Linked DNA regions of Homo sapiens: all the other regions are linked to region 1. Evidence: chromatin loops called from intact Hi-C (ENCODE). Cell type or tissue: Calu3. All regions are shown on one strand. Each heading gives the region's core, and the rest is flanking DNA. Links, peaks and the distances in the headings are about the cores only.

Region 1 (7,377 bases), core at 2,378-7,377:
ACTCAGTTCAATAGCAGTTTGGTGGGAAAAATGCCAACTGGCCTGGGAAACAAAGGAGAAATTTGGGGGTGACTTTAGGCTTCACAAAAGGGTCCCTTACATCACTTGAAATGATTAACTTTACTGAAAAGTAACAAAATTATTTTTGAAAAATAACAAAAACAAAGAAATTAAATTTGTTCATAACCCCATTGCTTTAAAAAAAAAAAAAAGTTATAGGCCAGGCACAGTGGCTCACGCCTGTAATCCTAGCACTTTGGGAGGCTGAGGTGGGTGGATCACTTGAGGTCAGGGGCTCGAAACCAGCCTGGCCAACACGGTGAAACCCTGTCTCTACTAAAAATACAAAAGTTAGCCTGGTGTGGTGGCATGTGCCTGTAATTCCAGCTACCAGGGAGGCTGAGGCAGGAGAATCACTTGAACCAGGGAGGTGGAGGCTGCAGTGAGCCGAGACTGTGCCATTGCACTCCAGCCCGGGCAATAAGGCGAGACCCCATCTCAAAAAAAAAAAAAAAAATTAATTAGGCATAGTGGCGGGTGCCTATAATCTCAGCTACTGGGGAGGCTGAGGCACAAGAATCACTTGAACCCGGGAGGCAGAGGTTGCAGTGAGCCGGGATCACGCCACTGCACTCCAGCCTGGATGACAGAGCGAAACTGTCTCAAAAAAAATAAAATAAATAAATAAAAGTTATATCAAGAAGAAAGTTTCTCCCTCCACCTGACTGATTGTCTTCTTCAAAGTAAACCCCTGTTAGCAACTTGGTGCACATTCTTCTCAATTTGTTACTGGGGGGTTGATGCAGATATATCTAAGTACATATATATCCAAAATGCCAGACAGATTGACCTATACCTTGCTTATTTTCCTTCATGTTCAGGAACATTTCCCGTCTGTAACTATAGACCTAACACATTATTTTTAGTGGGTGTATGTAATTCCACTGCATGGATGTATTACATACCATTCTCCTGTTTAATTTGTTTTAGTTATGGATATTTAGATTGCTTATAGTATTTTTGTTATTGAGAATGATGCAGCCACACACATTCTTGTTTATATGCTTTTATGTGTTTGTCTTATTATTTCTCGTAGGATGGATCATGAAGAGTGGAATTGCTTTTCCTCTTGGGGCAGGCACACCAACAGTGTATGTGAGGCCCCTGCTCCCACTCCCCAGGCTGGCCAGTACTTTGGGCCAATCTGCTAGACCCAAAAATGTTAATCTCACTGAGATTTAATTTGCATTCCCCTGACTACCGGTGAAGTTGAGCATCTTTTCATATGTTTATTGACAATTTGCATTTCTTATTCAGTAAATTACCTGCTCGTATCCTAGAGTCATATTTCTGTCTGCCCGTTTTTTTCTATTCAATTTGTGGGAGCTCTTTGTATACCTGGGATCTAATCTTTGACTCATATATATGGCAAGTATTTTCTATTACTGTTGTCAACTTTTTATCATAGTAAAATTCTTACATCCAGCACCCCCACCCCTCCCCTGCCCTTTTTTTTTTTTTTTTTGCATTTGGGTTAGGCAGAGAGCTAGCTTTACTGTTTTCCAAATGAAGTCAATCGATCCCAAGGATTTTTAAATTATTTAATCAGTAAAAATGTACACATTTTGAGGGAGGTGTGAAGATCCTAGGAGAAACTGTGCTCTTGTCCCTGAAGACAGACTCAGTAGATCTTTTTTTTTTTCTTTTGAGACAAGGTCTCACTCTGTCATCCAGGCTGGAGTGCAGTGGTGTGATGATGGCACACTGCAGCCTTGATCTCCCTGGGCTCAGGTGATCTTCCTGCCTCAGCCTCCCAAGTAGCTGGGACCACAGGCACGCACCCACCACGCCCAGCTAATTTTTATATTTTTTGTAGAGACAGGGTTTCACCATGTTGCCCAGGCCGGTCTCAAAATCCTGGGCTCAAGCCATCTGCCCTCCTCAGACTCTTGAAGTGCCAGGATTACAGGCGTGAGCCACCATGCCTGGCCAACCCAGCAGATCTTTAATTCACAATCTGGAAAAACCATCTAGAGGCTGTTGCTCTCCTAGCCAGTCATGATTTGGGCCCTTCTCAACATGTGTATGTGTGTGTTGTTTCTTTGTGTGTGTGTGTCTTAGTAAAGAGGAGATTTGTAAACTAAAATATTCTCCTCTCTCAAAAATCACCTTAATTATAAACCAAATGCTGTGTATAACTCTATCCTAGCAGTTGGTGATTAGATTGAGGCATCCATTTCAGATGTGGGTCTCCTTCCCTGGTCCACAGTGAGCTCCTTGCGGCTGTACCTTAACTTACCTCTGTTCCAAACCCACCCAGGGGCTCAGACACAGTAATAGATGGGTACTTGTCTCAGTTCATTTTGTGTTGCTATAACCTAATAGCACAGACTGGGTAATTTATAAAGAAAAGAAATGTATTTCTCATGTTTCTGGAGGCTGAGAAGTCCAATATCAAGGTGCCAGCAATTGCTGAGGGCCTTCATGGCGTACCATCCCCTGGCAGGAAAAAGGAAGAGAGGGCAAGAGATCAAACTCCTAGCCTCAAGCCCTTTTATAATTAGCATTAATCCATTCACAAGAGTGGAGCCCTCATGACCTAAACACCTCACATTAGGTCCTGAGACAGGAATAATATAAGGTGGCTGCAGAATAATAGAAGATTTTGGGCAGCAATTTCACATGACTAGCAAAAGGAAACTGTTGAAATGGCTGCAGAGGCCATGGGCTAAGACCGTGAAAAACAGAGTGTAGACCAAGCTGGCTAAGACCCACTGAACCCAGCATGGCACTGGATTTGACCTAGGTTTCTCCTAGGACCTCATTATACGCTCATTAACATACTAAATCACACACCCCACTAGCATCATGACACTTCCGAGAACACCCATATTTGGTTTAAAAATAGGTGGTGTCACAGTTCTGAGAAATCTCCTTCTTTTTCTAGGAATGATCATGAATATTCTGCCTCTTGGTTAAAGAAACCCGTAAAGGTAGCAACCCCAAACCCCCTTTCGTGTGAGTCTCTCGAGTACACCCATATTCCCTTTTCTTGAGTGTGTACTTTTCCCTTTGCAATAAATCGTACTTTCACTATTTTCCAACTGGTCTTTGAATTCATTCTCTTGATGGTGTCAAGAGCCTGGACACTGGCTGGGGTCTAGGTCCCACTGGCATTTGGGGACCTCCCCTCCAACACTGTTGCACTGGGGGTTAAACTTCCAACGTGTTTTTTTTTGGAGGACACATTCAAACCATGGCAGTACTGAACAAAACCTTGGCTTTGAAACCATATGAAGATTTGTTTTGTGTGTGTTCACATAGTTGAAGTATTTCAACATTTTTAAGAGGGATTTTCAGGCTTCTCTATAAGCAGACTAAGAATCAGCATTAGCATGTTTTCTCCATGTACAAAGTCTTTTATCTTTCTACTTACAAATGAAGGTAACCAATAAATATTTGTTGAATTTTATCATTCTGTTAACCTTCAGATTCAGACTTGTCAGTAATTACTGGCTTGCATTAAAAGCAGGAGATTAGAGATTGAGGTCCAGGAAGTATAAATGATTTGCTCAAAGGCATGTAGAGTAACCAGGTCTCCTGTCCCTCTGTCCCCCTTTTCTGCTACACCTTGTCCCTCGACAAAGGGTGAATGACCTAGTGATGGTCATTCATCTGAGGAGAAAGGACAAAGGTAGGACTTTGAATCGGAGCAACTGAACCCATCCTGGCCTATTTTCACAGTCTTGCCACAGAAGATCTGGCCACCTTAGAAGGACTCATTCAGTGATCTTGGTCTTGAATAATACCATGAGTACTTACTATATACAGGTACACTGCTGTGCCGTAAGGATTCCCTCTGGAGCAAAACTGACCCAGGTCACAGGTTAGTGAGGGAGACTGAGCCTGTCTTCCACAGTGTCACGGAAGTGAGCACTAAACAAATACTCCCAGGCATGGATCATTACAAATGGAGGTGAGTGCTGGACAGGAAAGGACAGGATGCTAGGCGAGAATTCAGCAGGAGGGCTTGGTGGCGATTAGGGGGCTAGGGAAAAGCAGAAGTGGGGCTGTAAAAGGCTTTTGCAAAGATGAAGGCTTTTACATTTGTGAGGGAAATAACAATAATAAAGGTGCTTGGAAGGGCTGCTCATCCGCATTCATGGGCCTCTTCCTAGAACTCTGGGAATCTTTCTCCCTAGAGCTCTGTAGGCGTCCAGGGTCAGGGCTGGAAAGGCCTTCACAAATGCTAATCTGTGAGCATTTTATGGGTTGCCCCCTGACCCTCAGCATCCTCCTCCTTAACTAGATCCAATGGTGAGGTGAAGAGGTGGGGGCGATGGAGAATGGCATTTCCAGTTTGGAGAAAAAAGTAGGGAGAGGCGGGGAAGCCTTCCCACCCCAATCCCAGGGCCAGGTTCCCCTCTCTCCAAACAAGCCTAAGGAATGTTTTTCAAGGCAAAATCCCACCTCACTGTGTATTTGGTTGTGAAGGGGGCTGTCCAGGAGATCAGGGTTGTTTTTGGAGAGTTTGGAGGGCAGGGGCAATAATGTCTGACCCCCTGCAAACAAATACACCTGTAAGAAAAGCTAGACCAGAGTGAAGTAAAGCCAGGATTTGATGGTGGCGGGAAGGGAAGGGGCCAATGCTGCTGCTGGACAGAGGGGTGTTATTTTCCCCAGAAGAATAGCATGTCGTGGTCATCATCATAATAATAGCTGACACAACTATTATGGGCTGGGGACTTATAAGAGCTTTCATAACTCTCAGGTAGGAGGCACTACGAACTCCATTTCACAATTGAGGAAACTGAGGCACAAAGAAACGAAGTAGTGACAGCAGCTTTCCTTTTTCCCTTCAACAGTTTGGAATCAAGCTGTTTGAGCCGAGGCTGGGTCTCAGGAGGTGTGGACAGCACTTCCATCTCGGTAAATCAGATTCGCCTGCCCATAACTGGGGAGAATGGTGGCTTTGAAAAGGTTAACTTGGGAGCCCTGGGGACGGCTGCAGGGAACGTACGCCCATTCCCCCTAGGAAGCAGAGCCAGGCCGCCTCCTCCTCCGCAGTGGTGAGGACGCGTGGACAGTCCCGCGGGGGCGGCGGGAGACCTGCGGAGTGGCCGCACTCCAGGTCCGCGCCAAGGCCGGGCAGCTCCGCTTTCTGCTCAGTCTCCGCGAGGTGTCGCCTTCGGCCGAAGAAACCACCGCGGCGCCACCCTCGTAGCTCGCACTTATTTATTTATTTATTTTCAAACAAGGGGGGCGCCCCTCTTCTTTCAATTTGAAACTGGAAACATCCAGAGGTCTTGTTCCTAAGGGGGCGCGTCCTCTCCCTGCTATTTTGCACCTTCGGACTAGCCTTCTTTCGTAATTACACAGGAGCAACCTCCCTGCAAGGCCTTGCTCAACGTTGGCCTCGCGCTCAGCTGCACAACACGCAGTCAAAGCGGGGGCTGGGTTAGAAGCATCGGTCTCCCCTCCCCAACACACACCCCCGGAGCCCTCCGTAATTTTTTTTTCTTTTAATGACAAGCAATTGCCAGGCTCGCAGGGTGGGTGCTGCATTGCACCGCTCCGCGCGCAGCTGGTTCTCAGAGTGCAGCCGGTGCAAGCCCGGGGGTCCAAAAGGGCGGGAGGAGCACACCCTGGGCTTCCCAGCTTTGCAGCCTTCTCTCTGCAAAGAAAAGCAAGTGGCTTTTGGCGCGAAAGCCTTGGCGCCTCCCCTGATTTTTATGGAAATCAGGAGGGCGGGGTAAAGCCGCTTTCCTCTCCTTTCTCCCTCCCCCTTGTCTGCGCCACAGCCCCCTTCTCTCCCCGCCCCCCGGGTGTGTCAGATTTTTCAGTTAATAATATCCCCCGAGCTTCAAAGCGCAGGCTGTGACAGTCATCTGTCTGGACGCGCTGGGTGGATGCGGGGGGCTCCTGGGAACTGTGTTGGAGCCGAGCAAGCGCTAGCCAGGCGCAAGCGCGCACAGACTGTAGCCATCCGAGGACACCCCCGCCCCCCCGGCCCACCCGGAGACACCCGCGCAGAATCGCCTCCGGATCCCCTGCAGTCGGCGGGAGGTAAGGAGCAGGGCTTGCAAACCGCCCGGCGCCCAGGGAAGCGACGAGCGCCGGGGCAAGGCAAGCCCTGGACGGGATTGCGACGTGCGCACCGGGCGCCCTAATATGCCCGGGGGACTGTTTCTGCTTCCGAAACAAAACCATCTCTGGGTTTTCCCAGAAAAGCCAGTTCCAGCCCCGAAGGCATCCTGGCTAGAGGAGACCCGCCCTAATCCTTTTGCAGCCCTTACCGGGGGGAGTAATGGCTTCTGCGAAAAGAAATTCCCTCGGCTCTAGAAGATCTGTCTGTGTTTGAGCTGTCGGAGAGCCGGTGCGTCCCCACCCCAGGCTGGGGTTCTTCTCCAAAGGGTGCCCCTGGAGGAAGAAGAGGGGGGGATTAGGCAGGGCGAGGCCGCCGCGGTCGCAATCTGGGTCACGGCTGCTCCAGCTTGGAGGAGAGGCGGCTCTCCCGGCGACCCTCCTCGCGCGGGCGCCCCTGCCATTCCCGGGAACAGGGGCTCAGCCTCTCCCTCCCTGGAAGAGGACGTTGTCGTGGGTTTGGAAGAGCAGGGGTGGGCTTAGAGAGCTTCCAATTAAGCTATTGGCAGGAGTATCCCTGCAGCGGGTGAATGCCGAGGGGCGTTTGCTCAAATTTGGGGAGGGGAAGGATTTGTGGATATGGGTGTCTGTTGTTGGTCTCTGTCTAGAGAAAGGCTTTTTTTTATTTGCAAAGTTTTCTAAATCCCCTGCTATCATTTGCACTCCTGAGGTTGCATTTTTACAAAGGGGGTAGAAGGTACTCCAAATACCATTCCCGGTAGCTGGGTCGGAGAGCCTGGGGCTTCCCCTGAGCAGCCGGCCCCACACCGCTGCGAGTGCGGTTGTCTGCGTGCTCGTGAGAGCTAGAATTCTGCAGCCAGGAACAGCCCCCTCCCCCAGGCAGTGCCTTGTGTGAATGAAATGGCAGTTTCCAAAGTTGCGGAGCCTCGCCACCACCCCCTGCATCTGCATGCCCCCTCCCACCCCCTGTCGTAGACAGCTTGTACACAAAAGGAGGGCGGGAGGGAGGGAGCGAGAGGCACAACTTCCTCCACCTTCGGGAGCAGTGGGCAGAGTGGGGGGCTTGGAGGGAAGATTGGGGAACCTGGTTAGAGGGGGCGCCCATTGCCTATCCCCTCGGTCTGCCCCGTTTGCCCACCCTCTCCGGTGTGTCTGTCGGTTGCAGTGTTGGAGGTCGGCGCCGGCCCCCGCCTTCCGCGCCCCCCACGGGAAGGAAGCACCCCCGGTATTAAAACGAACGGGGCGGAAAGAAGCCCTCAGTCGCCGGCCGGG
Region 2 (7,377 bases), core at 1,543-6,542, 320 kb after region 1:
TGGCACATGGCAGGAGCTGAAAAATGAATGCTGATTCCTGACTCTTCATTTATTTCCATGGGCCATGAGGGTATAGTCACTAGTGGAGAAATGTCAGCCTCTTGTGGAGAACCTGTGGAGAGGGCCTCCAGATAGCCTGTTGGGGAGGAGATTGCCATTTCCCCATCATTCCGGAGTCAGGGCACTGGAAAAGTCCATGACATCCCTTTAACACAAACACCTGCCAAGGCTCTTGCTGTCTCCAAGCAGGAATATTCAGAGCCCTGGGCCTCCAGAGACAATTCTCAGGGTCAGCCCCATTTCTGCATGCCCCTAATTAAGTTAGAAGAGAATCCAGGCCCCTGGGTGCTCCTTTCTCCAGGAAGCACTTGAAAAATGCAGGGAGGTAAAGAAGTTCAAGGTTTGGGTATCTGCTGCCCTTGGTTCTGCTCAGGAATTCTTTAGCTGATTACACGGCTCTCATTTCAACAACACCAGCTTTGTGTGCTGAGCTATGGGAAGACTCCTCTCCGTCACTGCCTGCCGCCACGGAGGGTCACCCTGCCGGGAAAACGCATCTGGAGAAAAGTGTTTCCACCAGATTTTAAAATACTCCAGGGGAAACATTTTCTTGAGGAGTTCTTTTCTTTCTTCTTTTCCCTTTTACCCTTTTGCTTACAGGCTAATAATGATGGTAGGGCCCCTGCATTCTTAGAAATCCCTAGAATGAAACTGGGTTGAAAGCCATTGATTGGGAAAGAACGTGGCGTGCCTCCTGTCTGGGCCCTCAGCGCTGGTGGCATCCTACTTATGCTCACTGCGGAGGACATGGGCCTCCTGGAGCCACAGGGTGCTGTGGTTGGAGGCCCCCGGGCCACCGCCGGCACCTTCTTTCATTCTGCGAAGCTCCACCCTGGGCTGGGCAGAGGCTACTTGCATTCCTCCAAGCCCTTCCTTCTGGGCAGATATTTCTCAAGCACTTAACACTTTTGAGAAGTATATTTAGTCACAAAGACCGCCCAAAGCCAATCTGCCCAAATAGTTCTCATTTCTCTGATTATCCTCTGCCCTTTACTCTCTGAAGATTCCTGTACTAACATGGTGGGGGATCCTGAGATAAATATGTGGCCTCATCCTTGTGATACATAGTCTGATTGGGGAATCCAAGTTTCAAAAGAAAAGACACATTCACTTCCATATGCTAGGCCTGAGATGAGGTCCATGTAGGGCGGGTCCAGAGATGAATAATGATGTCAGACATTTCTCCAGCATGGACTTGCACATCAGCCACCATGTGTGACTTGCTTTACCTTATGTGGTCCTCACAAGAGCCCTATGAAAGCTACTTTTAAATGAGTGGGGAAACAGGCTGAGAGAGGTAATTGGCTCCTGGTCACAGATTGCTAAGTGGTCACACTGGAATGCAAAACCAGGCCCTCTTGGCTTTCTGGCTTGTGCCAACCACACACCAACACTACCAATTCCCCGCTCCCTGCCTCCACCCCAGGGTGCTCACCATCCCCTGGAGCAGGGCCCATGTGCCAGGCCACAGCAGTACAAGATAAAGTGAGGTTGTGGGGTCAACATGCAAATTAGGTGCAGGTGACCAACACTGCCATGGCTCAGATGTGAGAGGCATCACTGTGGCATAGGAGGGGAATGTGTCAGTGAAGGAGTTGAAATTTCTCTGTTCCTCATGGAGTGTGTCTCTTCTTGTATCTTCATAGCCAAATTCTCTGTGAAGCCAAATCCTTCAAGGCCCATGATGCCCCTTCCAGGAAGCCTTCCCACGCTGCTCTGGTCTTCAGGGATCTCTCCCTCCCCTGGGTATCTGTAGCAGGTAGAGTCAGGGCTGAACCTGATCCAGGCTACAACAGTGCACTTTCAGCCACAGGGGTCTTGCCTTCCCAGCTAGATTGCAAATTCCTCATCAGCAGGTGGAGACCGGGGCTCTCCACCTTTCCTTCTCTGAGGTGCAGAAGCCTGTGTCAGGTACAGTTTTATAGGGCAAAAAGAGCAATGGGCCTGGGGTGGAACTCTTGTGAACAAGGTGACATACTGGGACGTGTTGGCCATAATGTGACACAAGGGGAACCTCTAGCATAGGCAGAGAGAAGGAAGAGGCTAGTGTCCTGGGAACCAAAGAAATGGTTTCAAGGTGGTGCTATGACAGTAGGATCAAATGCAAGGGCCAGACTGGGGAAGATAAGGAGACCTGTTGGAAAGGATTGTCTTGGCTAATGGGTGAGAGCTGTTCCAGGAGAGTGGTGAGGGCAAATGAATGTCAGGCAATGACATAGAGCCATGAATTATATTTTATTTTTATAGAGTTTGCTTGAAAAGGACAAGAGAAATCTGGATAGTCACTAAAGGAGGATGTGTCCTTCAATACTTACAAGCTCTACGACCATTTACTTAACATCTTCACACTTTATTGTCTTTGTAAAGTAGGGATTGCATCTTCCTCTTATAGAGTGGGTCTGAGGAGTCAAAGAAATCAAGCATGTAAAGCACTTAGCTCAGTGTCAAAGGCAGGGTACAGTTAGTAAAAGTTAATAATGACTGCTTTTTAGCATAGGAGGAACTTCAGCCTATATGTGTGAGAAATAAGAATAAAATTCTACCCCCCTCAAACTGACGGAATGGACCCCTTCTTGACCAAGGGAAGGGACCCCAGAGAAATTTTAAAAACTGAGTTCCCGGCCACGACAGGAAAAGAGGTTGAACCTGCCTCATTATGCTCCCTCCCTGGCTAATCACCATTAGGTGTTCTTCCCTAAGGGAGGAAAATAAATCAAATCTTTGGAAAGACTCTACCCCTGATAGCAATTGACTTCCTGATGCTGCCCCTCCCTTTCAGCACAACACCCAGCATCCCTTCCTGATAAGAGACCACCGACCATGACCATGAAGTGGGTCTGGCCAGTCTATGGAGGATGTGCAAAGAGGATTTTGTGTCCTCTGCTTCACTTTTTGACATCAGAGGGCTGAAAACTCTATCCTCAGATCATGCTGGCGCCACCATTTTTTGAACATGGGCCCAAGGGAGAGGCATGAGGCTCAATTGTGCATGAGTGTGTTTCTCCTCTCATAAATACTCATGACTCCTCCCATAGCTTATTGAATATGTATATATATTTGACCACTGTACTCAGCATAAATCCCTTTTTTATTCTTCCTACCCTTGAATTGTTTCTGGTTTCTGGCCGGAGGCTACATTTCCCAGCCTGTCAGAATGGCCACACTACAGGCTGCAATTGTTTGTGAGAAATAAAGCTCTCCTTTCCAAATTCCTGAACCTCATCATTCTTCAGTTGACATGTAAGTTGATGGAAACAGGGGAGAGGGAAGTGAAAAACATAGAACATGGAGATAACTGATGGAGTGAAGGCTTGAGGAAGGGATGGGGTTGAGGACACAGGGGAGAGGATGGTTCTGAGTCTTGAGATGAGAAAAAGTGAGAAAGGTCAAAGCTGTATCACTGATTCTCATTATTTGCAGCAGTTTTGTTCTACATTCACCTTGAAGAACACTGACTTAGTAAATACTGCAATCATTGCTCCTAGGAGAAACACAGGATAAGGTTCCCATGAGCCTCTGTCACAGCATTTTTGTTAATCAATTAATACGTAATCTTATTTTATGTGTGCTGCTGTTTAAAGATGCCGTATTTAATATATATTGTTGATTTGCTAACATCAAACTCAGGGCCAACAGCACTATGACTCATGCCTGACTGAACTTACCTAACACATGCATTTTCTCCATAAGGCACATGGCAGCCCCCTTGTGCTTAGAAATAGTAGATGACACTTCAGCATTGTATTTGGAGGCCATTCTAAACAGTGAAATCTCCAAAAAAGAGCACAAAAAATGTAAAAAACATGATACTAAATGACCCACAAAATCGACACGTGTTTATAGTGTTAGGTGGGTGTAAATGTAATTGCAGTTTTTGCATTACTGAAATTTGCCATTTGTTATTGGAATACATTCTTAAATAAATGTGGTTATGTTATACATCATTTTAATGTGCAATTCTTTCTTTTTTTTTGCTAATGACTTATTACTTGCTGTATATTTTGTATTTATTTTAGACTATGGAAATGGTGTTAGACAAAGAGCAAATTTGAGTCATTTTCTTATTTGAGTTCAAAATGGGTTGTAAAACAGTGGTGACAACTTGCAACATCAATAATGCATTTGGTCCAGGAACTGCTAATGAATGTACAGTGTGGTGATGGTTCAAGAAGTTTTGCAAAAGATATGAGAGCCTTGAAGATGAGGAGTGTAGTGGCTGACCATTGGAAGTTGACAACAACCAATTGAAAGCAATCATCAATGCTGATCCTCTCACAACTATGTGAGAAGTTGCCGAAGAACTCAACATCAACTATTCTATGATCATTTGACATTTGAAGCAAATTGAAATGGAGAAAAAGCTTGATAAGTGGGTGCCTCATATGCAGAGCAAAAATGAAAAACATCCTCATTTTGAAGTGTCATCTTCTCTTATTCTATGCAACAGTGAACCATTTCTCAATCAGATTGTGACATGCAACAAAAAGTGGACTTTATACAACAATCGTTGACGACGAGCTCAGTGGCTGGACAGAGAAGAAGCTCCGAAACACTTCCCAAAGGCAAATTTGCACCAAAAAAAGTCATCATCACTGTTTGGTGGTCTGCTGCCAGTCTGATCCACTATAGCTTTCTGAATCCTGGTGAAACCATTACATCTGAGAAGTATGCTAAGCAAATTGATGAGATACACTGAAAACTGCAATGCCTACAGCCAGCATTGGTCAACCAAAAGGGCCCAATTCTTCCCCATGACAACACCTGACCACACGTCTCTCAACCAATGCTTCGAAAGTTGAATGAATTGGGGTACAAAGTTTTGCCTCATCTGCCATATTTACCCGACCTCTAGCCAATTGACTACCCCTTCTTCAAGCATCTTGACAACTTTTTGCAGGGAAAACACTTCCACAACCAGCAGGATGCAGAAAATGCTTTCCAAGTGTTTGTTGAATCCCGAAGCATAGATTTTTATGCTACAGGAATAAACAAACTTATTTCTCATTGGCAAAAATGTGCTGATTGTCATGGTTCCTATTTTGATTAATAAAGATGTGTTTGAGCCTAGTTATAATGATTTAAAACTCACAGTCTGAAACTGCAATTACTTTTGCATCAACCTGAGCCACGTGAGAAGGCAGAGTACCACGTCACTCCACCTGGCAGGGGCGGTGGACATGAGTGTTGGAGACTCAAATTCTTTTTACCACTTTGTGTGTGTCCAGGGATGACTGCAAAAGCACTGTGAGTATTTATTTGGAGGGGTTACAAATAAATCTTACTGAGTAGGTGAATTTACAAATACAAAATTTGTGAATCATGAGAATCAACTGTGTTTAAGTTTATCATGAAGGGAATGAAAATTGAGAGACCTTGTGGGTGCTGGAGAGGCTAAATTTTCTCTTTGAAATAAAAGTCAAGGTCTTCCGAGAAGATGCAGAAAGGGTGGAGGAGGCCTGGGGAAAGCAATACAGTTGGAAAGTTGCTGAGAAGAATAGGAGAGGGGGCCAGGAAGCAGAGAACAGGATTGGCAGGCACAGCTGAAGGACCAGCTGAGGGGGAGGCCTGCCTAGTTCAACTCTTTCCTCCAGAGCCGCCTTCTGGCAAGGCTCCATGAAACTGATTACCTGGGGAAATTCACCAAAAGTTGCAGTCTGATTTCCACTTAAAGATGCAGAAGCTTCTTTTTTTCCCCTTTCCTTCCTTGAAATCCAGAAGAGAGAATGAAAAACAGAAAAATTAACAAATAAAACTTTATTTTCACTAAGACCAAAAAAAAAAAAAAAAAAAAACCCAGCTATAACCGCAAACCACAAGCTATGAAGTGTGCTAGCCAAATACTGTGAAATCTGCACCAAAATGAGGTACAAATCTGACATGCTCACATTTCTTTTCAGACCATGAGAATAGAACACATTTTTCTAGAAGTAACAATCAGGGCCTTAAGAGTCTTATCCAGTGGTTCTCTGATGACAGCCACATGGCCTAAGACAGTGGGCAGACCTCTAGAGCAAGGAACATATCCCTCTAGAAACTTCAGGGCAAGTGAGTCTGAAGAAGACACTATAGAGACACAGCAAATCCGTTCTCTCTTACCAGTCTCCTAGATGAGGCAGATGCCGGAGGCCAAGGAGCTAAAGTTGCACGCATTCCTATGTCAACACCTTGCTAATTCAAAGTGTGCTTTGAGGACCCACAGCATTAGTCCTGCCTGGGAGCTTGTTAGAAATGCAGAACTTCAGAGCACACCTCAGACCCGATGAATCAGAACCCACATCTTAGCAAGGTCTCCAGGGGACTAGTATGCATTTTATACCTTGAGAAGGACTATCCTAAAAGGCATTTAGGTGAGCTGAACCAACCTCCTAAGCACCAAAGTCGTGGGCAGAGACTCTCCAAAAGTAAAGGAAGTCATAGATTTCGTGAACAGATGGAGAGGTAGCAAATCTAATGCAAAACTGCATATTGATTTAGTTCACTTCCATTGCGCTCTCACAAACTCTTAGTCAGTATTTGGCCATATTTAAAGATAAAGGACGTGAAGAAAGAGCCCAACATACAACCCTTGCATAAATACTGCAAAGAGAAAAGAGGATAGGGGTACCAGAAAACGCACATGGAGAACACATTATGATCTAAGGAAACAAAGTTCAAACAACTCCCTAAAGTTACCAAAACATTATACACAATATTCATTTTATTATTTTTTTTAAAGCTCAAAGAAGAAACTTGAGAGTTGAAAGACTAGATTAAAGTCAACACAAGGAGATTAAAAACAAGCTGGCAGAACTCAAGAAAGAAACAGAGAAAAGGTAAAGCTATTACAGAGATACAAGTACACTAGCAATAAAACAAAGAATGGAACAAAAAGAGCAGCAAAGCCGGGCAGTCCTTCACAAATGAGAGAACTGGCATATTTGTGAACTGCTTGAATGACTCCACAGACTGTGTATTCAAGGATGTCATTCACAAAGATCTAATTCCTCACTGGAAGCTTGAGCTCAGACCCAAATGAGCTAGTTCCCAGGTTAGTCACTGAAGGTACTGGAATAATCCATAAACAGATAGACAAATTAAATGTTTGCAGGGGCACTCATTATGTACCAGACACTTTTCTTATTTGATCTTTAAAACACAAGGTACATGCTTTTAATAAATTAGTGACTTTAAAAAATCATAAAACAATTCATGGTAAGAGAAAAAGTTGTAATGCAGAGAAAGTAAAATTCAGGAAATTTAAACAACCATATCCCATCACCCAGCAATAACTACTTTAAAAATCCTTATTATTATTTCCAAAATGTTATGAAAATATAG
Region 3 (7,377 bases), core at 1,543-6,542, 160 kb after region 1:
TACATCGCACATCATGTTATTTATTTATTTTTGCTTTAGTAAAAGCTTAAGCCTGGTGTGTTGGCACATACTGTTAGTCCCAGCTACTCAAGAGGCTAAAGTGGGAGGATCGCTTGAGCCCAGAAGTTGGAGGCTGCAGTGAGCTATGATTGTGCCACTGTGCTCCATCCTGGGTGACAAGAGAGAGACATCATCTCTATTTTTTTTTTTTTAAGTTTAAAAGAACTTTTGTAACTTTGCCTTTGAAATTATTTGGCTATAGATACTTTACTTTCACAGAAAGTTTTAAAAATTTTCTCAGCCTATTTGGGTACTCATGCAAAGTAATGAAATATAATCAACAAACTGTTTTTGAATGTAATGAAATTTTCATGAATGATAAATTCATCAATTCAGGAAGTGGCATATGAAAGAACTTTACATTTCTCAGACATTTGACTTACCATCCATCTGCTTTGACCTTGCAGTTTTCATTTTGTGTTGCAGGGCCAATCTTTTTTTTTTTTTTTTTTTTGGTAGAGTCTTTCTTTGTCACCCAGGCTGGAGTGCAGTGGTGCCATCTCGGCTCACTACAACCTCCACCTCCCAGGCTCAAATAATTATCCTGCTTCAGCCTCCTGAGTAGCTGGGACTACAGGCACCCGCCACCACGTCCAGCTAATTTTTATATTTTTAGTAGAGACGGGGTTTCACCATGTTGGCCAGGCTGGTCTCAAACTCCTGACCTCAAGTGATCCGCCTGCCTAGGCCTCCCAAAGTGCTAGGATTACAAGCGTGAGCCACCGCGCCCAGCCCAGGGCCAATTATTTTTTGTTTTCAGATCTCAAATAATTTTGCAGGACTCTAAAGAGCTGATAGCCCGGTCCTGTAGCTCTAGGGCCTAACAGATAAGATGACTCTGATTGTAATGATGCTGGTATTTCCTTGATATGAAGAGCCCCAAAGTCTCTATAGTTGTGTCTCCAAAGTGGCAAAGTGGAAGCCACATAAAGAAATCACTCCCCATTACCAATTATCTTTTCAAGTGTGTCACGTACACTGCTCTGCTGCTGCTCTGTACATGGAACATATTGGGCAGGGATGATTACCAAATAATTCTGGAGGCTCATGGCTTTGAAACACCAATGAGACAGAGAACTTGATGGTGGAAAAACTCTTCCCGAGAAGAAAATAGGCCATAGATGGGACTTGCCCAAGTCTTCCTTAGGGAGTGGGAAAGATAAGGGAGCTCACATTGCCAAAAACCCAACCCAACCCATGGTGTACTGGGGATTTTAGGAATTTCATTTGTCCCTCTGATATCTTTTCAAAGTGAAGATTCACCCCATTCTACAGAATAGACCACTGAGGCTCAGAAAGGCCAATACTTGACCCCAGTGATACAGGGACAAGATCTCGGATCTGCCTAATTCTAAGGCTCTGCTTTCTCTTCCTGCCATTGTGGATGGACAGAAGTGTGTGACATTTTTAGAGGAAATGAGCACTATGCTGTGTAGTTTGTGCTTGGAATACCAGCAGGATTAAGAAAATTGCAGGACTGATACCTTTTAGAATTTTCCATTTGCAAAAGCCACAATCCTGTAACAAACATCCCTACAACAAAAACTCAAGATGAAAGAGCCAGAGAGAAGCAAATTAAAGGCTTGGAAAGATGCAAATCAAGTCTTTGTCTAGAGTAGTGGAGCCAAGAACCTGGTGGCTTTACTCAACAGGTATTCACTGAGCACCTACTCTGTGTAGGAGACCCTGAGAGATGATAACCTCTCAGTCTTTTTTCTTTTTTCCTTTAAATAGGGATGGGTTCTCGCTATGTTAACCAGGCTGGACTTGAACTCCTGGACTCAAGTGATTCTTGCCAGAACTCCTGGCCTCCCAGAGTGCTGGGATTACAGGTATGAGCCACCATACTTGGCCAACCTCTCAGTCTTAAGTCCTCTGTTACATGTAGACACCAAGGTGCAGTGGAGAGAGAGGCTGCAGAAGAGTTGGCCTATGACACAGAAGATTGGAATTCACAAACTTTCCACTCCCTGGCAGTGTGGCCTTAGACAAATGAGTGCATCTCTGAGCCTTAGCTAACTATTTGGTAAGATACAGGTGACCATTCTTGCTCAGTCTACCTCATGGGCCTGTGATATTCTCAAAGGTCCCTGGTAAACAGGTGTGTGGAGAGTCCTCATTATGACTCCCCCTAGAGTAGGCCCTTTTAGAGGGCAGGAGTGTCTGTGTCTCTGTCTTCAGCACAGGCCTGGCAGACAGCACATGGGCCCTTGTGAGTGTGGGAGGCAATCTCCTAAATCTTAGCTGAAATACAACATTCGTCAGGATCTTCCTGCTCTGTTCACACCTTACACATGAATCCAACCTCATGGTGCACGGACCAGGGCTCTCTTCTTTGAACCTGCAGAAGATGCTTCATTAAAGGTCAACTTTGTTTGCAAAATAACTTTATGGCTCTTTCTGTAAAAGCTGAAGGACTCCAGTGGTCATCTCACTGAAAAGGAAGTTTCTTCCCTAGCAGCTGAGTCTTCACAAATAATATTCTCTTTCAATTCACACCGCAGATTAGGCAAGGATCCTTTGTAACTCCCAGTACCACAGGTCTGAAAGGGCCCTTGGAGGTCACATATTCTTATTCCTTTATTTTGCAGATGAGTTTGCTGCAGAGTGCAGAGGAACTTGCTGCAGGTCATAGATCAGGGCTGGTCTTAGAGTTATGTGTCCTTCCTTCAACTTGATGAAAACAACTCTCCTGGCACTTCTCTGGAGCAAAGCCGGCGGTCCTCCTTGGATACGGTGAGCCACCAAGCTGGGCTCTAAAGCAGGTGGACAAGTTCAGGGCCCCCTGTTAGGATGGGTTCACAGTCATTCCGAGGCTTTTGCAAGTGTTTTTCTGGTGCAGGGCTCTGCACTGGCTCTCCAAAGAGAGACACAAAATGGCTATTTTTGCAGATACACTCATGGTGGGAATGGCCGTCAGCCAAAATGCCCCGATGTGCTTCTCAGAGTGTGTGGATAGACCTCCCTTCCTCCTCCAGCCATGAACTCGCAGGGCCATGGGAGAAGATGGGTGTCCTGCAGGTCAGGGCTGAGAACAGTGGCTGACTGATGGCGACAAGGGCAGTCCTGAGTGGCCTGCACAGCACCTAGATCTGGAACCCAGAGGAGTTGTTGGCTGCAACAGCAGATTAGTCAAACTCCCAGATGGCATCTCTGAGCAGGGAGTTTGAGGTAAAAAGGCCTGGACTTCCTTCCTTCTTCACTAAAACAGGACTGGAGAATGAGGTCCTTGCACTGTAATTATACTCTGGCAGGAAACAAATAACTAAGGCATTTCTCTAAGTGAGGAAGGAAGGAAAACATCCAAGGCTCTGGGGATCCTTCAGCTTCTGCTCTTGTGGCATTGGAATAATAAGAACAACCATCTACTCTTCAATCTTTGCCAAGCCCCATGAAGTAGGTATTTTCCACCTTAGTCTACAGATGCAGGAATGGTGGGTTGCCCACAGCTGCAATGCTGGTCAGTGGTGTCACAGAGCTGGGACTGAATTGTACTTGTGCCCAACTCAGAAGCCCCGCAGGTCTCTCTGCCTCACCTGCTGTTATGTGGAGGGGGCACTTTCTCTTATGAGCTCAGCGTAGTCACAGGTGCACAGCGATGCCCAACCAGGAGGCAGAAGTCCACCCTTCACTTTCCCTGACAATTTGAGTGCCTGGGTGCACTCAAGGAAAGGGCTCCTGTTCCTTTATACAAAAGTGCTGTCTGTTCACAAGCCATGCCTCCTGGGGCTGCACCCACCCCACAGGGGCGCCTTTTTTCTAATTCACATGGAGGGACCAAGTAGACTAGTGGTGGCCTTATATTAGCTGTTGTCAATTGAACTTCTTTGGGCCTGAGTTTTTTTCTCATAAGAAGTGAGGCTCTTAGGATGCCTTCTTACTTACAAAGTAAGTGTTGGGGCTTACTTACAAACACCTGCAGGTTGGCAGATGTTTGTAGGCCGGCGTGTGTGTGTACGAATGAGAAGCATCCCTTCTTAGACTCCTGTCTCCCTGGGCTCACGGTACTTCTACTGGTCATCCCAGTTCCTGGGTTGGGGTTCACCCAACACAGGCTGCCTCAGCCTGAACTTTGCGGTGATGGATTGGTGACCAGGCCCTCACCACAGGGCTTCCAGGGACCACCAGTCTCTGGTGTAGGCATGTACTAGGAGGAAGGGATTGAGCAACCAGCTGCCCTGTGCTCTGTAAGGACCCATGGTGCACCCCCACTGCAGCCACTCTGGGGATGGACCCTAACCCGTCTCTTTCTCACTGTCTGGCTTTTGTAAATATCCCTGGCCTCTTCTTTGCCCAGCAGATTCCTGTTCTGCTTCCTCTGTCCCATGCTGAGCACACAGCATGGAGCGCAGCCCTGGGCGCACAGTAGGCGCTCTGCCCTGCTCCCTGAACTAGTGGTCAGGTGAACGAGCCCTGACTTTGCTCTGCCATTGCTGGGCTGTGTCCCTCGGATTGCGCCCCCCGTTCCCACACGCCTGGGCCCATTAAGCTTCCATCTCTCACCTCGTTATCGCCTGGGCTTGGGGGTTCTTGGCTGGGAGGTCCGAGGTGTCCCAGCTTCCCCCTAGGCAGAGCCCCTGCAGGTCTTATTTAGGGAAACCCCCACACGCAGAGGGGCATTGTCTCAGTGGGTTGAAAAGGCTACTTTCCTCCAGCTCATTGATCAGATCCCAGAGAACAGTGGGGAGCCTGAGCCCAGGGGCCGAGGCATCTTGAGGGGCTGGGGCTTTCTGAGAGCCTTTATCTCAGCACAGGAGATAAGACTCCAGTGGCTGCAGGAGCCATAAAGCAAGGAGGGGCTGGCAGTTGAGGATCCCGGGGAGCCGGGCTTTGAACTCTGCCCTCATGGGGGTGGGAAGCCTTTATGGCTGGGCTGCTCTGGGGCCGAGGTGGGAGCAGAGCCATCACGGGAGAAAAGAGTCCCCAGAGCCGGCCCCCTGGCACCCAGACTGCACGGTGAGACAACGGAGCCCGGAGTGGTGGGACCAGCGGCGGAAACAGCGCTCCATCCGGGCTTTATTGACTTGTAAACGGTACCATTAAAGAGGAAGGCCTCACCTTGGCTGGAAGCAGCTGTGTGCGCTGCCGTAAATCTAGGGCGAGCTCTGAGGCTGCAGCCGGGCCTGGCAAATGCCAAGCATGCCCTGGGCAGAAGGGGGTGCAGGCCAGGGATCCCCACCACACCCAGCTCCTAGCTCCACTGAGGGGCTGAGTATGGGAATTTATAAGAAGGATGTTTACCAGGGGAAATATCAGCGGCTAATTAGACTTTGCAAATAAAAAAACTTTTCAAACTTTGTTTTCCACTTTTTTTTTTTTTTTTTTTTTTTAAGAGAAGGGATCTCGCTTTATTGCTCAGGCTTGTCTCGAACTCCTAAACTCAAGCAATCCTCCCGTTTTGGCCTCTTGAACGCTAGGATTACAGACGTGAGGCACAGCACCCAGCCATCCAAAAAAAAATTGTTAAAAAAGAGAAAAATGTCTAGACATCTTTGAGTCTCCATTTGCAAATTTAGCCCAGAAAGAAGGACATTGAGAAGCCGAGGCTTAGAGTGGCCTGCAGAGGAGTGAGCGAAAGTCCATCACGGTTTCTTGTTCACTGTGTATCCGCGGACTAGCTCCGGAGAAGCCCAGGTCTCAAGTTTTTCTTTCTTGTTTTTTTTTTTTAACATAAAGAATAAACATAATACCAGCTCTCAAAGGTTGGCTATGATGATGGAATGGGATGAACGTAGAACACCTCACCAGTGGGAGGGGCTCAACAAGTGAATTTTCTCTCTTCTCCGATTGACAATAAAACAAAACAGAAATTGGAGATATTGGCCCTCTTTTTGTTTTGTTCCCCTGGAATTAGCTAACCTTGCACAACAAAAGGCTAGACTGCTAGCTGCCTGGGGGCAGGGACAGCCCTGCCTGGTTCAGTTTTGTAGGTTAGTTGTTAGGAAGGAAGCTGGTGTAGAATTCTGAGAATGTTTTCTACAAATGTTGGGTGAATAAAAAAAAAACAGGGGACTAAGAAAAAAGAAGGAAAGAAAGAGTGGAAGGAAAGGAGGGTGGAAGGAAGAACACAAGGTCACTTTTCCTCTGGACAAAGTCCAGAGTTTTTGGAAGAGAAGGAAAGGAGAAGCAACATTTGCCACCTCCTGCTGTGAGCCCAAATGTTATAAAACTTAGTTCTCACAACCACCAGGAGGGCCCTGAGGATAATTGCCCAAGCTCTGCTATTTACTTATTAACCAATAAGTAAATCTGTCTTCTGGGCAAGTTATTTGCTGAGTGGGTGAGTAAGTTCTTTGTGCCCCTGACTTCTCCTCTAAAATGGTGAGAATTAAATGAGATAATAGGTGTAAACCCATTATACAGTTATTGGCAAATACTAAGTGCTCGATACATGTTGGATATGGTTATGCTTCACGATGAAGAAACAGAGGTTAAGTAACTTGGCCGATTCACAAACCTGAGAAGCACGTGGCTGGATTCCCACTTTGCTTCTAGAGCTCACACCAGTTCTCCGGGGTCTGCAGCTCTTGAGGCATCACAAGGAGTGGTTTGTGGAATCCCCACGCCACATGGTCTCAGAATGTATTACCAGACAGAACTACTAAAAGGAACTCTTTAGGGGACATAACTTTTAGGCTGAGCTGCTGGAAAGGGTTAATTGGGCCACTGGGATTCTTATCTTTGTCTGAGGGATTCCTTCATTCATTAAATAACAAACAGATAAATAAACAAACAAAGCCAAAAGGAGGTAAGATCCTTAATGCTTACAGAGCCCTTACCCAGCCCAGCCTGAGCCAGGAGCTGCAGGAAGCTCAAAGCTCTAGGACAGGGCCCCTCACCTCCCTGTCTCCAGGGACTTAGTATTTGCTAATCACTGCTTGTCACAAGTAGGACATCCTCAGTGCTGTGTGTTGATGGGAATCAGTTTCTTATCGTATAACAAGGAGGCTGGATGGCAAGTGGCGTTTACCACCATCTAGAATTCTCTAACGATTCACAGTGAGAGAGATCTCAATCCAGGAACTACCATGGTCCCTCTGCGTCTGGGATTTCAGCCTAGCCTTTGTAGGTGCTGGAATATGCTTAGATAGCTCTCAGGGCAAGGCACTGTTCTGTATGTCCACACATACTAACTTATTTAATACTCACCTCAATTCCACTCCTTTACTGTCAAGGAACTGAGACACGAAGAGTTTAAGCCCACACAGCCAGCATGTGGTGAAGAATTCGACTCCGCACAGCCTGGCGGCAACGTCAGCGCCATGCAATGCTGTCTCCCTGCAAAACAGATCCCAGTAAAATGGAATTCAGTTTACA

The links. A loop is a pair of places that touch in the nucleus more often than their neighbours do. Peaks named below come from ENCODE experiments on the same cell type or tissue, not always from the same donor. Only the 100,000 strongest peaks of a DNase experiment are listed, where the experiment ranks them.
Region 2: it touches region 1 in a loop (8-fold over the local background); 2 of 110 quality-filtered maps call a loop at or near these places.
Region 3: it touches region 1 in a loop (2.7-fold over the local background); 5 of 110 quality-filtered maps call a loop at or near these places.

What each region holds. Positions count from the first base shown.
Region 1 is chr2:15,934,678-15,942,054 of GRCh38, forward strand. It overlaps MYCN (MYCN proto-oncogene, bHLH transcription factor), which reads left to right and starts at 5,873. Exons shown (of 3, transcript NM_005378.6): 1 at 5,873-6,066; 2 at 7,271-7,377. MYCNOS (MYCN opposite strand) reads right to left here and starts at 7,008. Exons shown (of 4, transcript NR_110230.2): 1 at 6,855-7,008; 2 at 6,297-6,420; 3 at 3,823-4,048; 4 at 1,588-2,499. It overlaps MYCNUT (MYCN upstream transcript), which reads left to right. Exons shown (of 3, transcript NR_125783.1): 3 at 1,097-1,341. RefSeq lists enhancers at 3,869-4,426, 5,471-6,001. In Calu3, for the core only: a CTCF peak has its summit at 5,201; DNase peaks (open chromatin) are centred at 5,184, 5,744 and 6,964.
Region 2 is chr2:16,251,584-16,258,960 of GRCh38, forward strand. No RefSeq gene overlaps it. Among named protein-coding and RNA genes, the nearest start is that of GACAT3, 200 kb to the left of the region's middle. In Calu3, for the core only: no CTCF peak of the experiment used is centred there; no DNase peak of the experiment used is centred there.
Region 3 is chr2:16,098,206-16,105,582 of GRCh38, forward strand. No RefSeq gene overlaps it. Among named protein-coding and RNA genes, the nearest start is that of GACAT3, 51 kb to the left of the region's middle. RefSeq lists enhancers at 4,789-5,619, 6,451-7,280, 6,809-7,377, 7,281-7,377. In Calu3, for the core only: no CTCF peak of the experiment used is centred there; no DNase peak of the experiment used is centred there.